Linked DNA regions of Homo sapiens: region 1 is linked to region 2. A link is a contact called in ENCODE Hi-C or POLR2A ChIA-PET data. All regions are on one chromosome and are shown on one strand. Each heading gives the region's core, a stretch centred on a gene start or an enhancer-like site at or near the end of the contact. The rest is flanking DNA. Distances are from core to core; before and after follow the strand shown.

Region 1 (6,077 bases), core at 2,923-5,422, 49 kb before region 2:
GAGTGAGTTATCATGAGATCTGATGGTTATATGAGGTCCTTCCCCCTTTGCTGAGCACTGGTTCTTCTCTCTTCTGCCACCATGTGAAGAAGGATGTGTTTGCTTCCCCTTCCACCATGATTGTAGGTTTCCTGCGGCCTACCCAGCCATGCTGAACTGTGAGTCAATAGTCAATTAATCCTCTTTTCTTTATAAATGCCCAAGTCTTGGGTATGCCTTTGCTATAATAGCAGTGTGAGAACAGACTAATACGGAGGGCTTGAGCCGTGACATGGCACTGACAAATTCGAGGAGAAAAAGGAGGTCAGCATAGATGTTGATGATATGGAAAAGTCAGCTGAGATAAAAATCACAAAGTTACTCAATGAGTGAAAAGAGTGTGGCTATTCAGATGTAGGTTTTCACGTACTGGTAGCATGAATAAATCTGCCAAGAAGCTTTGGAAAATACCAAGATGAGGAACAACAAAGACTGAGAAAATAAGTTAGGAGACCGTTTTTCATAAGGAGACTATGGAGGCCTAAAATAGGAGAGTAGTAGATAGAATGGGAAGGATAATATGAATTGAAAGACACTTCAGAAGCAAAATCAATAAGATGCATTCATCTATTTTATGTAAGGAGGGGAGAGAGAACATGCCAAAGAGAAACCAAAGAATACTACATGTTCTAAATAAACTGGAGAAGTTGGTTTCCAGTGCTACTCTATGAGCAAGTGCCCAATACTATAAATCTCAGAGCCCCCATGTATTAGTCTGTTCTCACGCTGCTAATAAAGGCCTACCTGAGACTGGGTAACTTATAACAGAAAGAGGTTTAATTGACTCACAGTTCCACATGGCTGGGGAGGCCTCACAATCATGTCAGAAGGCGAATGAGGAGCAAAGGTTCATCTTGCATGGTGGCAGACAAGAGAGCTAGTGCAGGGGAACTCCCCTTTATGAAACCATTAGCTCTCGTGAGACTTATTCACTACCTGGAGAACAGTATGGGGGAAACTGCCCCTATGATTCAGTTATCTCCACCTGGCCCCCCACTTGACACATGAGGATTGCAGAACTACAATTCAAGATGAGATTTGAATGGGGACACAGCCAAAACATATCACTCCATTCCTGAGACTATTCTTCAGAATGTCTGGGATGGTGCTAGGAATCTTCATTTTAAAAAAATTTCCCCAGGGAATAGTTTCTGTGGTCATTTCTGCCATAGGCCTGGTAGGTAGCAAGCCATGTTGTTAACACTTACCTATTCCATCAAATGACACCTTGTGTCTAGTTTTATAGAGAGGATGTGTGTCACTACTTTAGGAGAGAGAAGAATGATGCCAACATTTATAACTTTTGAGAGTGGCTATGTCATAGATTCCTTTGAAAAAATCAATCTTGAGTATATTCATGTTTCTAAAAACCAATGGAACCAGGAGTTCTGATGACTTTTATTTAATAAGCTGTTTTTCTTTTTTAAAAATAATTTAAACTTTTATTTTAGATTCAGGGGGTTCATGTGCAGGTTTTTTACATGGGTATATTGTGTGATGCTGAAGTTTGGGGTACAAATAATTCTGTCACCCAGGTAGTGAGCGTAGTATACAATAAGTAGTTTTTCAGCCCTTACCTCCCTGCCCCCATCTCCCTCATTTAGTAGTCTCGTGTCTATTGTTCCTATCCTTTTGTCCATATGTACCCAATGTTTAGCTCCCTCATGCAGTATTTGGTCTTCTATTTCTGTGGTTAATTCATTTAATAAGCCATTATTTTGATGCTTTTCGTTCCCTCCACAATCCACAGACATTTTTGGGGTTTATCTACAGGCAAAGTCTTAGTTTACTACAGGGGAAGATGTCCTCAGTGTTTTGGTAAAGAGAACAAATGAATGTAGTTCCCTACTGATTAATTGATACAGTGTACACTTATTTTAATGTAGAATGGTCTTAAAGAAATAGAAACAGTTTTAGACAGCTAATCTGCCATCTGGAATATAAGATATAAGTACATGTTCTCTATTAAATTTTAATCAGGACACAACCTGGAGTCTATAAAAGAAATTGCTGACAGATTTGGCTACACAAAAATTCAAATGTCCCTATGATGAAGTTTCCACATTCCAAGTTAAAAGATAAACAACAGGCTAAGAGAAACATTTACACTAAGCAAAAGAAACAAAGGTGTTCATTATAGGTAAAGAATTTCTTAGAATCATGAAGAAAAAGAAAGATCCAAAGAAAAAATGGGGCAAATACGTAAACAGGCAACTCAGAACAAACAAACAAACAACACAAATGTCCAGTGTAGGTAAGACTTGTTCAACCTCAGTAGTAATTTAAAAAGGCAAGTGAGAAAACAAGTTTTTTTTTTTTTACAAAATATTGACAAAACATTTTTTAATTGATAACAAATAGTGATTGAGAGACTGTGCAAAACAATAGTCTAGTCACAGACAACTTGGTGGAATATAAATCGTTTTTGCTCTTTGTGAGAGAACTTTGGTAGTATCCATAAATTTAAAATGCATATATCCTTTCACTTATGGATTTCAGTACAATCTAGCCTATAAAATTACTAGCATGTATGGTCAAAGATGTATACCTAAGAATGTCAGTTTCAGTATTATTTATAATAACAAAAAGCTGGAAATACCCTCATTATGTATCAATAATGTAATAATAAATCCTGAAACGTTATGCACCCGTCAAAAATGAGATAGATTTATAGGTCTTGATTTTTTAAAAAAGATCTCTTTGGTGTAGTAAGTGAACAAAATCACTTCACAGAATAAAACATATAGTATGAGTGAATTTGTAGGTTTCTAAAATTTATATGATTGCATATATACATCTATGCATATAAAAATATTTACAAGGGCTGGATGGATTTTATAAGGGTTGGATGAATACTATTGTGGGGAAGTATGAATTTACTTCTGGGGAAGGGAATCATTTGGGAAAGTGGGACTTCATAAAAGATTTTCATTGTTTAATGTGTATAGCCCTACATTATGTAAATATTCTACGATAAAAATATTTTCTTATATAATTGGAAAAATAAACAATAGATATTAAAAAACCTCCCTAATATTGGAGAAAACAGTAAAGTTAAAGACTTCTTAAGGGAAAAACAAAGCACACCTGTTCTAACTGTAAGAAAAGCTTCTGAACTTCCTGGCTATGCCTATCTTTGACAAAATGCTAGTGCTGTGTTAAAAGAATACATTAAAATTTAACACTTTATGATTAAATGTAAGATTTAGGGTGTGGAGATTTCAAACTGTGAATTTGCGTAAAATTTAGTTTGCTTGTTGCTGCTGTTTTTTTTTTCTTGTAAAGCTGTAGCTGATAAAAAGTCTTGTGAGAGAGAGAGGAGAGAGTAACTGATGCTTAGACAAAATAAAGTCATTATCATATGACAAGGTCTTTCTCATTCCATTCAGGCCCCTTAATAACTTTATTGCATCTCTAGGTATAAAGATCATATCTCACAAGGGAAGAAACTGCATTATATATGCTGGGCAGCTGCCTACCTACCATTCTCATGCATTTGTTGCGAGAGCAACATCTGTGTTCTTTCTACATGTAGAGGGCTCCGCTGCCATCCTTCCCAAAACTTCTGGAGGTCACCGTTTTTACAACAGGATATCTCTCGCACCAGTGACCTGCATTTTAACACTTTGCCCTGTTATCTATAGAAAGAGAGGTTCTTTCCAAATCCCAGGAGTGCGTTAAACGTTATTTCTGAGGTAAATCAGACTCACACAAAGTTAGCGTTCCCCAAAGGGGGGGGGGGGGTGGTGCCTCAGTATAAAAATGTCCCCCAGTGGATAATTCATCATGTGATATTTCAAGCACTGAGAAAGCAGAAGTAACAACATTTGGAAAGAAAGGGTGGAATTTCCTTCCTTTACATGTGTGAGGAGCGCGCGCCTGTGTGTGGGGGGTGGGGTGGGGGGCTATGGGAAGGAGTGGATCTTGTAGTGGACAGCATTCTTTGAATATAAATATACATGTAAACATATAAATATATAAATATATATGCGCGCATTTTTCTCCTGCATAAAGGAGTCAGGCCGATCTCTTTCTATTTGATCTTAATCCCTCTCCCCCGCCAGCGTGGCCCAGGAGCACCCCTCTCTTTCTAATAAACGGCTGGCAGAGCAAGCCGTTCACGCAGTCCCCTTTGATCACCTTGGAGCTGTCAGCCCTTGCTGCTGTTTTCCTCCCAGCTCTTGTTCCTGCCTAAAAGTGGAAGTAATACCCACTGAAAGAAATACCCCAGGTGTCCTGCAAAGCATTAATCTATTTCTTCTTTTTCTTCTTTTTTCCTGAGGCCCACCCTCCCAGCTTGAACAAATCCCCCTCTTCCTCCCTCCTCCCCTCTCTGCAGAATCCCAGTTCCTTTTGAGACACCCTCCACTGTGCTGGCGTGACCCCCTGGGCCCTCGCTGTCTGAGAAGCTACCACCCGGCCAGACAGGGGAGGCTCCGCCCTGCCCCTGCACCCGCCGCCCTCTCCCCGGCCGCACGGGAGCCCGGATCCCGCAGGCATCTGTGTTCGCAGGTTCTGCCGTTTGCTTTCGGGAAGGCGAGCATTGTTTTCCTCTGGATGCAAGCTTTTGCTGACCCACACCCCCCTTCCCCAATGCCTCCGCTTCCCTTCCCCCTTCGGGGACTTGGGATTGCCCTGCAGACTCCCTGGACTTGAGCGTTTTGGTCTCTGGCTGCAGTGTTTGTGAGAGAGGCTGCGGATGCGACCCAGCTCCGGCTCAGCTGCGCGCGTTTGCAAATGCGGCTGCGTCCAGACAGGGCATGGAACACATTTCCAAGCTCACGTCCCCGTTTCTTGTTTACAGCTGAGATTATAAGCAATCTATGTGCCCTCTTATCATCGTGTCAGGCAATGATATATAGTTTGTAAATATTATTTAAAGGAAATGATTTGCAAAGGCAAACAATTTTAAGCAAAGTATATGGACCATGAGGTTTGTCTTTAATGTACTTACCAGAAGGACAGAGAAGGGGGCTGGGAGACCGGAAAATTATGGGGTGAGGTGTGTGGGTGGGGGAAAAGGTGGCGGGGATGACTCAAAGGATTCTGGTGATTCGATGACAGTGACATAACTAATTAAATGTAATGTTGCTTAAAAGCCTTTGCTCTCTTTCTGAAATTGCTCGAAAGTATGCATTATTAAAGAAAAAAAGATAATGTAGAAGGAGGGGGACTTAGAATGACTGAATACAACTCATTGTGCTGGCTCAAAAATGTCAAACTGCAGTGGAAAGAAATACAGCATTACAGGCTGGTGCGCTGAGGCCCCAGCTAGGGAAGGGGGAACTGTTAAGTGGAAAATTCCTGCAGAGGACTCGTTTCCATTTCCAATGGGAAGAAAGAGAGTGTTGTTGGAAGCTGGCAGATCTTTGGAAAATACAGGGGAGCACAGGGAAAATGACAAAAATGATCTCATTGAACTCTGAGAAATCTAGCAAACAAATAGCTTTAGCCAACCTACCACATTCTTATAGTGCCTGTGCCTGCATACCAAGACTGAGAAAGGATGAAATCTCAGCTCTCCCTCTCTCTGGTCCCCCTTGTCTCCTGAGAGGAAAGGAATGATGCTTGAGACACTGGCAGCAGCAGAGGATCATGACTGTAGAAATGTGTCTATGAGTACATGTGTGCTCCTCAAATAGACTTGTGTGCTTAGGGAGATACTTACTTTGCATCCTGAATACTAAAATGATGGTGCAGCTGTATTTGTTGAACACTAGAGGATTTCAGTTTAAGGAGCATTTTTCTGTCCGAAAGAACCACAAATCCTAACAGGAGTCACCAGGTTTTGCCACCCAGGGGTGGTCTCTGTTAGTGGGTTTTCTTCTAAGGATAGCCTGAATTGCATCACGAGCAGCTAGGTGATGGAGCAGGGCGAGAGCAAGCACATCTCAGAAGCTGTGTGCAGGTGTATTCGTATAACCGCGACCAGGAATTTTAGAATTATCATTACATGTTCCAGTGGAGAAAAACAGAGACTAATAAGAAGCCACGTTTTTTCTTATTCTGTAAAGCTTCTGTCAAGAAGAAAGAAAAAT
Region 2 (6,307 bases), core at 2,794-5,293:
GGACATCTTTTTTCTACAGGTAGAAATCTTTATAGAAATCTCAGCAGGAGATAGGTATAACCTAATTCATCAGCTATTTTTATCACATGATACAAGTGTCAAGTTAATAAAATGTAGAATTTGAATCTTATGGATGGCATAGGGTTTCCATTTCATTAGAATGTTTCCATTTAAATTCCTAAATAATCCTTAAAATAGCTGGTTACTGGGTTTTGAATTGAGCCGTGGCTTGGACGTTGAGTTGCATTCCAGTATCATACAATTTCCCTTCCCTGTATCTCCTGCCTAATCCAGCATAGGAGGTTCTTATGAGGCTGGTAGGGAAGAAGAGATTTGGCTTACTTAGGAAGCTACTAGTAGCATCCAATCTACATGGATTGCCTTCCTGTGCTTTAAACCACGGTAATCCACATGCCATCTGGCCTACACTTGTAAGGGAATAGTATTCTTTTGCCATTCTAGGCTGTGCATGGCAAAAGTCTTAAATTGTGTTGATTCATTTCAGCCTCTGTTTCTACCTTTTTGATATTCCACTCCGGCCCTTATGTGATTGCTTACTTTTGACTTCCTTTACTGATTCAGGTTCTTCATCCTTTTAACTATGGATATTTTTCAGGGTCAGAATCTGCACTTGGTCTTGGGTACTCTTGCTCCTGGCTGCTCATCTACATTATCAACACCTGGTTTGAGTCACTATCCTATTTGACCAGTCCCTGGATCTACTTCTTGGTTTACATTAAATACTCATCAGGATGGACATACAGTGGTCTCCTTCCAAATTATTATAAGTGAAGCTCAGAGATTCAGGTGTTTCTAAATGCTGAATAATAACAGATCATGTGTTTAACTTGGAATTCTTACAATAAGCTGATAGTTCTGGGTGCTTTATTTGAGTGTGATTTTCCTGGGTCCCCTTATCTACCAGATTAATATCTTACTCTATAATATTTTGGAGACCTTCATCATGCTTTGACTGAATGTCAAAAGAATTTGACCAAGAACAATGATACGACCAGCTCTGGCATGAATGTGACCATTTATCTAAGCCAAGCACACAAAGCAGGGTTAGTTTTTGAAACTGACTCACAGATTTAGGAGAAAATTTAAGTGGGTATCATTTTATCTGAAACTCTATCAGACAAATGCTTAAGCACAATATTTTCCTAGGAGAAATAATGTATTTTGAGAATACTGAGATAAGAATTTAATGAAAATTAAGGTAAAATAGAAAATCTTAATTTAAGTATTTATACAATTACAGGGAAATTTACATGAAAAAGGTCACTTAAAAATGAATATAAAGCAAATGTAAATACACTTCTCTGTTCATGCCATATAGAGGATGAATTTGTTTCTGGACAGGTTTAGAGAGCTCTCTAACCTTCTGTCTTCTAAATTTCCAATTAAAATATGGGCACAGGGAGTAGAGGAATGTGTTTGTTTACAGTTGGCAAAAACTGATTTCCTGTTTCTAAGAAAAAAAAGCTTTTCAAAGCCTTTTTGGACTTCAAATAGCTCTTGCAAAACAATATTTTGATGAGCTAAGTGTAAATGAATCAGGAACATATGGATTGGATTTCCATTGAGATACACATGGGTTTAAACATAAGCTGAAGAGAATGCCTGGTAAGTTATACTTAGAATTGATAAAAACCAAAGTGTAGTATATTTTTCAGAACTTGTTTTGAGACACACCCACCTCCCAGCCCAAACACTGGGAGTTTATTTTCTTTTCTTAAGAAATCTTTTCTGAAAGGTGGATGTTACTTGTTCATTACTGAAAAAGAGTCAAGTTTTAAGGAGCAGCTTCCAAGCGATGTTATTACATGCATCTACCTATCAGAAGGAGTAGAAAGAAGATGTTATTACATGAATCTACCTATCCGAAGAAACCCTCAGGGCCACCAACACAAATAAATTATCATTTTGATATTTTTTCTTGCCCTTTCTACTTTCTGTTCCACTTCCCTGTCCTCAAACAGAAGTATCTAAGCACGGGAGGATAGAGAATGAAATCTTGTAATTGCTAAAGCATGCATGCCCAGGTATAGCTTTCATTGCATTTATAAAGGTGGCTTTACAATAGTTCTAAAAATGTTTAAAGTGAATAATCTCAAAAATATGCCATCCTCCATCCTGGGTGATATTTAAAATTGCACTAGGGACCATCTTGATACAAGATGTTATAACACTAAATAATTTGGGATTAGAAATTCTTACACATAGAAGAGATGATTACATGGTTAATGCTATTTATATAGCCTAATCCTTTAAGAGTCTCTGGGGTTTGTGAAACAATACAAGACATACCTCTCTTAGCCACTCAACAACAAACTTGCACCAGATGTTGTTATGAATGTTGTTTGTGTCTCCTAGGATTCATATGTTGAGTCCTAATACCTGGGAATGTGACTGTATTTTACAGAGAGGGCCTTTAAAGCAATAATTTTCTTAAAATAAGGTCAATAGGGTGGGTTCTAATCCAAGATGACTGGTGTCCTTAGAAGAAGAGATTAAGACACAGACAAGCTCAGAGGTTAAGACCATGTGAAGACACAAGAAGAATGTGGCCATGCACAGGCCTCAGAATAAACCAACTCTGCCAATAACTTTGTTTTGGACTTGCAGATTCCAGAATTGTGAGAAAATATATTGTCATTGTGTAAGCCATCTGGTCTGATATTTTGTTATAGCAGCCCTAGCACATTAATAGATAAACCTATTTGCTCTTCACCATTTACAAATAATTATGACTCTTAACTATAGGCCACTGTCTAGTTTTGTTCCCTATTACACCTGGAAGCTATCTTCCTAGAACCTAAACTTTTGACCATCAGGCTTAAAAGCCAGGGACTCTATAATCAGCAGCCTACAAGAAAATGCATACTTAAGCCAAGACAAGGTCCAGTTCTCCTGATCATAGTGTAATCTGTTCTTAGTATTCCTCCGACAGATGCTGAATCCTATTCCTTTCCCTGATCAGATTCTGTTTTTTGCCCATTTCCCATATGCTCAGTTTATATTTTCAGTTTTATTCTTTTCTCCCAAAGTTAAGCCTATTTCCTCAACATGGCCTAATACCTGTATTCCATTCTCACAGTCAAGCAATGGACTCATGATTAGTCATATTTTTCTCATTAATAAGAACACTGGTGACATTCTTGCCATGTGATGGCTTAACTGCTACACTTTGGAGGCACATCCTCCTCCTCTTCCTTCATCAACTTGGCCCACTCAGGCCTGCTGTCTTCTCTAAACTAATCTGAATTTCCTTACAGGATAATTGCTCCAGGCTCTGGCATCAGAGTGGCTATGTTCTTATTCTGACCCCCTTTCATATGAACTAGGTGGGAAATTCCTTCATCTGAAAATAGGGATAATCATAGAATCTATTTCACAGGGTTGTAGGGGACTTGAATAGAATGGTGTATGAACAGAGCTTAGGATTTCTCAAAAGCTCAATAAATGTTAGATAACTTGTTAGGAATGATAATGGCTTCTCTAAAATGTGAATATGCATTGTTCATTGACAGCAATCCTATGAAGGGGGAATTAGCTTTATCTATTTGAGATAAAAAAAAGCCTGAGCAAAACCTGACTGAGTGCAAAAACAATGGTTTTCATGCATTTTCCAGCATGGTTCCACCTTGGAAGAGAAAGTCAAGGGAAATGAGCCAGATATAATGATTCACTGTAGCCTAAATACATCATGGCTTCATTGGGGGCCACTGGGGAGAACAACTCACTTTGGAAAAGGGATTAATATGTTATAACCAAGACTATGGATAAGCTTTTAGACCTTTCTTTTTAAAAAAATAATTTTTTTTGTGCTTTGAGTTTCTGTTTTATAGACCTTTCTTAAGAAGATAGTTGGAGCAAATTCCTATAGTTAGAAACAAACTCATTATATGCTCCAAAGGCCTGAATCCAATGTTCTGACTAATGGATCTGAAATAAAACATTATTTATATCCATATTATACAATGAATGAATTGGCCAGGAAACTGAGGGTGTGTTGATGACTTTGAGTCTTAGTGAATAGGGTGATCTCATGACCACAGCATTCTGGAGAGGTGCATTAGTGCACTTTCATGTCATCTGTGGGAGCCTTGACATTGAGAAGCATGACAGTAAATTACATCATTCAAGTCTTGAAGCAAACCAGTGGAGTTAGGTTCATTCTTCTTGCTCCCTCCTTATTGTATTTTGCTGACCACAGTATGTTCTCTGTTTGGAGTGGGGGTGGAGGCAAGAAGCCACAAATAGCATAAGCAGGAGTTGATGCTTCAAGGGGGTTATCATGATTGGAGCTGTGCCTTCATGCAATGTCTTGCACTGTTATCTGTCATTTGTTTTGCAAAGTGTTAATACACAAAATCATTTGGAAACTCCATCAAAGACAGATGGCATTATGCCATATGAGGCCATGAGACTAAGAGACTGTCTTCTCAAGGGCCAAGTGCAGGAAAATAGAAAGCTGATTTTAAAGATCTTCCTCCTCTATTTTCACCTTCTCGTCTAACTGATTTTAATTGTTCTCTAAAGTTATGAGTAACACAGTTTATAGCAATTTCCACACATTTCCCTAAGAAAAATGCTGCCATAAACACACATAATTAAAATATGTGAAGTATCAGGTTATCAACATTATATTACTAAATAAGACTAACACAGTAATTACTCCCAAGAAGGCATGTATAGGTCTTTCTGTGTGGGTGTTCATATGTGCAACACTGAAGGGGAAGAAGGCTGTGGCAGGAAATGTATCCCTTAGGAAAGAGTAGGAATGTAATCAAGTGCATTTTGATTCCAAGGAAATGACTACATTGACTTCAACATTTTTCACATGAAGGTTGCAGGACCTTGTACTGACTATCAAGTTTCAGCTCAAAGTTACCAGGAAGAAAGGCTGTCCTCAGCTGTAGTAGCCTGGATCTCTAAACTCTGATGCTCTTCTCTATTATTCATTTTAAATTTTGCATAATGCATACCATTATCTGCAAGTTGTTTGTGCTTTTTGGTATTTATTATCTCAGTTTTCTCACCAGAATGTGGGCTATGTGATAGCAGAAACTTAGTTCATCATATTCATTATTGTGTTTTCAACACATAGAACACAGTCTGCCACAAAGGAGATGTTCAATCATGATTGCTCCAATAAGAAATAAATGATTGATTGAATATCCATGTTGTTAAGAGAAATGTTTTCAAAGAAAAGCATGAACCAGTTTGTTTATTCTATTAATAATGTTGGCCATTGGAATTAAAGCCAGCTCTGTACACTAAAGCATAGATTATCAGGGAAAATGTGTGACTTTTTACTTACCCTTCTCAATTCATGTATTTCTTTTGTGTGTTCATTCAACAAACATTAACACAGCTCTTATTTTGTGCCAAATGTAGTACTTTTGAAATGAGCACACTAAAAAGTAAAATACAGTTCCAGTTACATTTACTATGTAACTAGCAAGGAAAAAGTTAAGCAGAAAATAATAAGCACCTGGTAAAAGTTCTTTCCAAGTGGACTGCCATTATGTCTATTACCAAAACATGTGAGAGGCAATTTTTTAACAAATACCATAAGGTTACTTCTAAAAACATAACAAGATTGAGTATATAATGAAGTTTTAGGCTAGAAATAGTTTTCATGAACAGTTGAGTATCAGATAAGATATAATTCAATTATGCTTTTTAATATTACCACCTCCCAAGAAGATACTACTCCATATGGCAAGAAGTTTGGGCAGGGAATGTGGATGAACCCCATGATACTTTACTCAGAAAAGTTTCAAAGTGGGAAGGTATTTCTTTCTCTGTCTTCCCTGTTCCTTGACTCCAAGCCCAAGTGTTTATGGCAAGCAGAAAATAAGCATATACTCTTTTCTCCCCTTTGATTACTCTTGCCTCTGCAGTCATGATCCTATTTTCTCACTTTCCACCACCTCACTTTTTCTATGTCTAGGCTGAAACTGCAGACTTTGGAAACAGTGGGACAAGAAGTTAAGAGTTGTGAATAGCAGGACAATAACAGGTAATAAAATAAGGTTTTGCATGGTATTTTCTCTGTCTAGAGTTTCAGAGATGAGTAAAGAAAACAGAAATGGAAGAAAAAAGCTACCCCAAAAGAACAAAGGTACCTTCCATGAAAATCTACTGGATACAAGCAATTGATCTGCGTTCTGCCTGAGGCCCACAAGTACTCAAAGACTTCAGAAGGAGACTGGTTAACCATCTTAGTGAAAAAGAGCAGAGCCACAGGTGACCGATTTATTCTGTCTGTTCATAAAAATCTTAGTCCAGATCATTA

What was found. Hi-C counts contacts between places; a loop is a spot of excess contacts on that map. ChIA-PET counts read pairs that join two places held with the same protein, here RNA polymerase II (POLR2A).
Region 1: a map of OCI-LY7 shows a loop between it and region 2 (5-fold over the local background). The contact joins two enhancer-like sites. A Hi-C loop is called at or near these places in 1 of 168 maps with a recorded cell type or tissue (OCI-LY7). POLR2A ChIA-PET finds 5 or more read pairs at or near these places in 2 of 52 experiments (HEK293 and OCI-LY7).

Annotation. Positions count from the first base shown.
Region 1 is chr2:226,026,724-226,032,800 of GRCh38, forward strand. No RefSeq gene overlaps it. Among named protein-coding and RNA genes, the nearest start is that of MIR5702, 630 kb to the right of the region's middle. Within about 2 kb of position 4,173, at least 27 of the 41 ENCODE cell types and tissues checked have a DNase peak (open chromatin) inside an H3K27ac peak, as active enhancers do.
Region 2 is chr2:226,075,713-226,082,019 of GRCh38, forward strand. No RefSeq gene overlaps it. Among named protein-coding and RNA genes, the nearest start is that of MIR5702, 580 kb to the right of the region's middle. Within about 2 kb of position 4,044, at least 5 of the 41 ENCODE cell types and tissues checked have a DNase peak (open chromatin) inside an H3K27ac peak, as active enhancers do.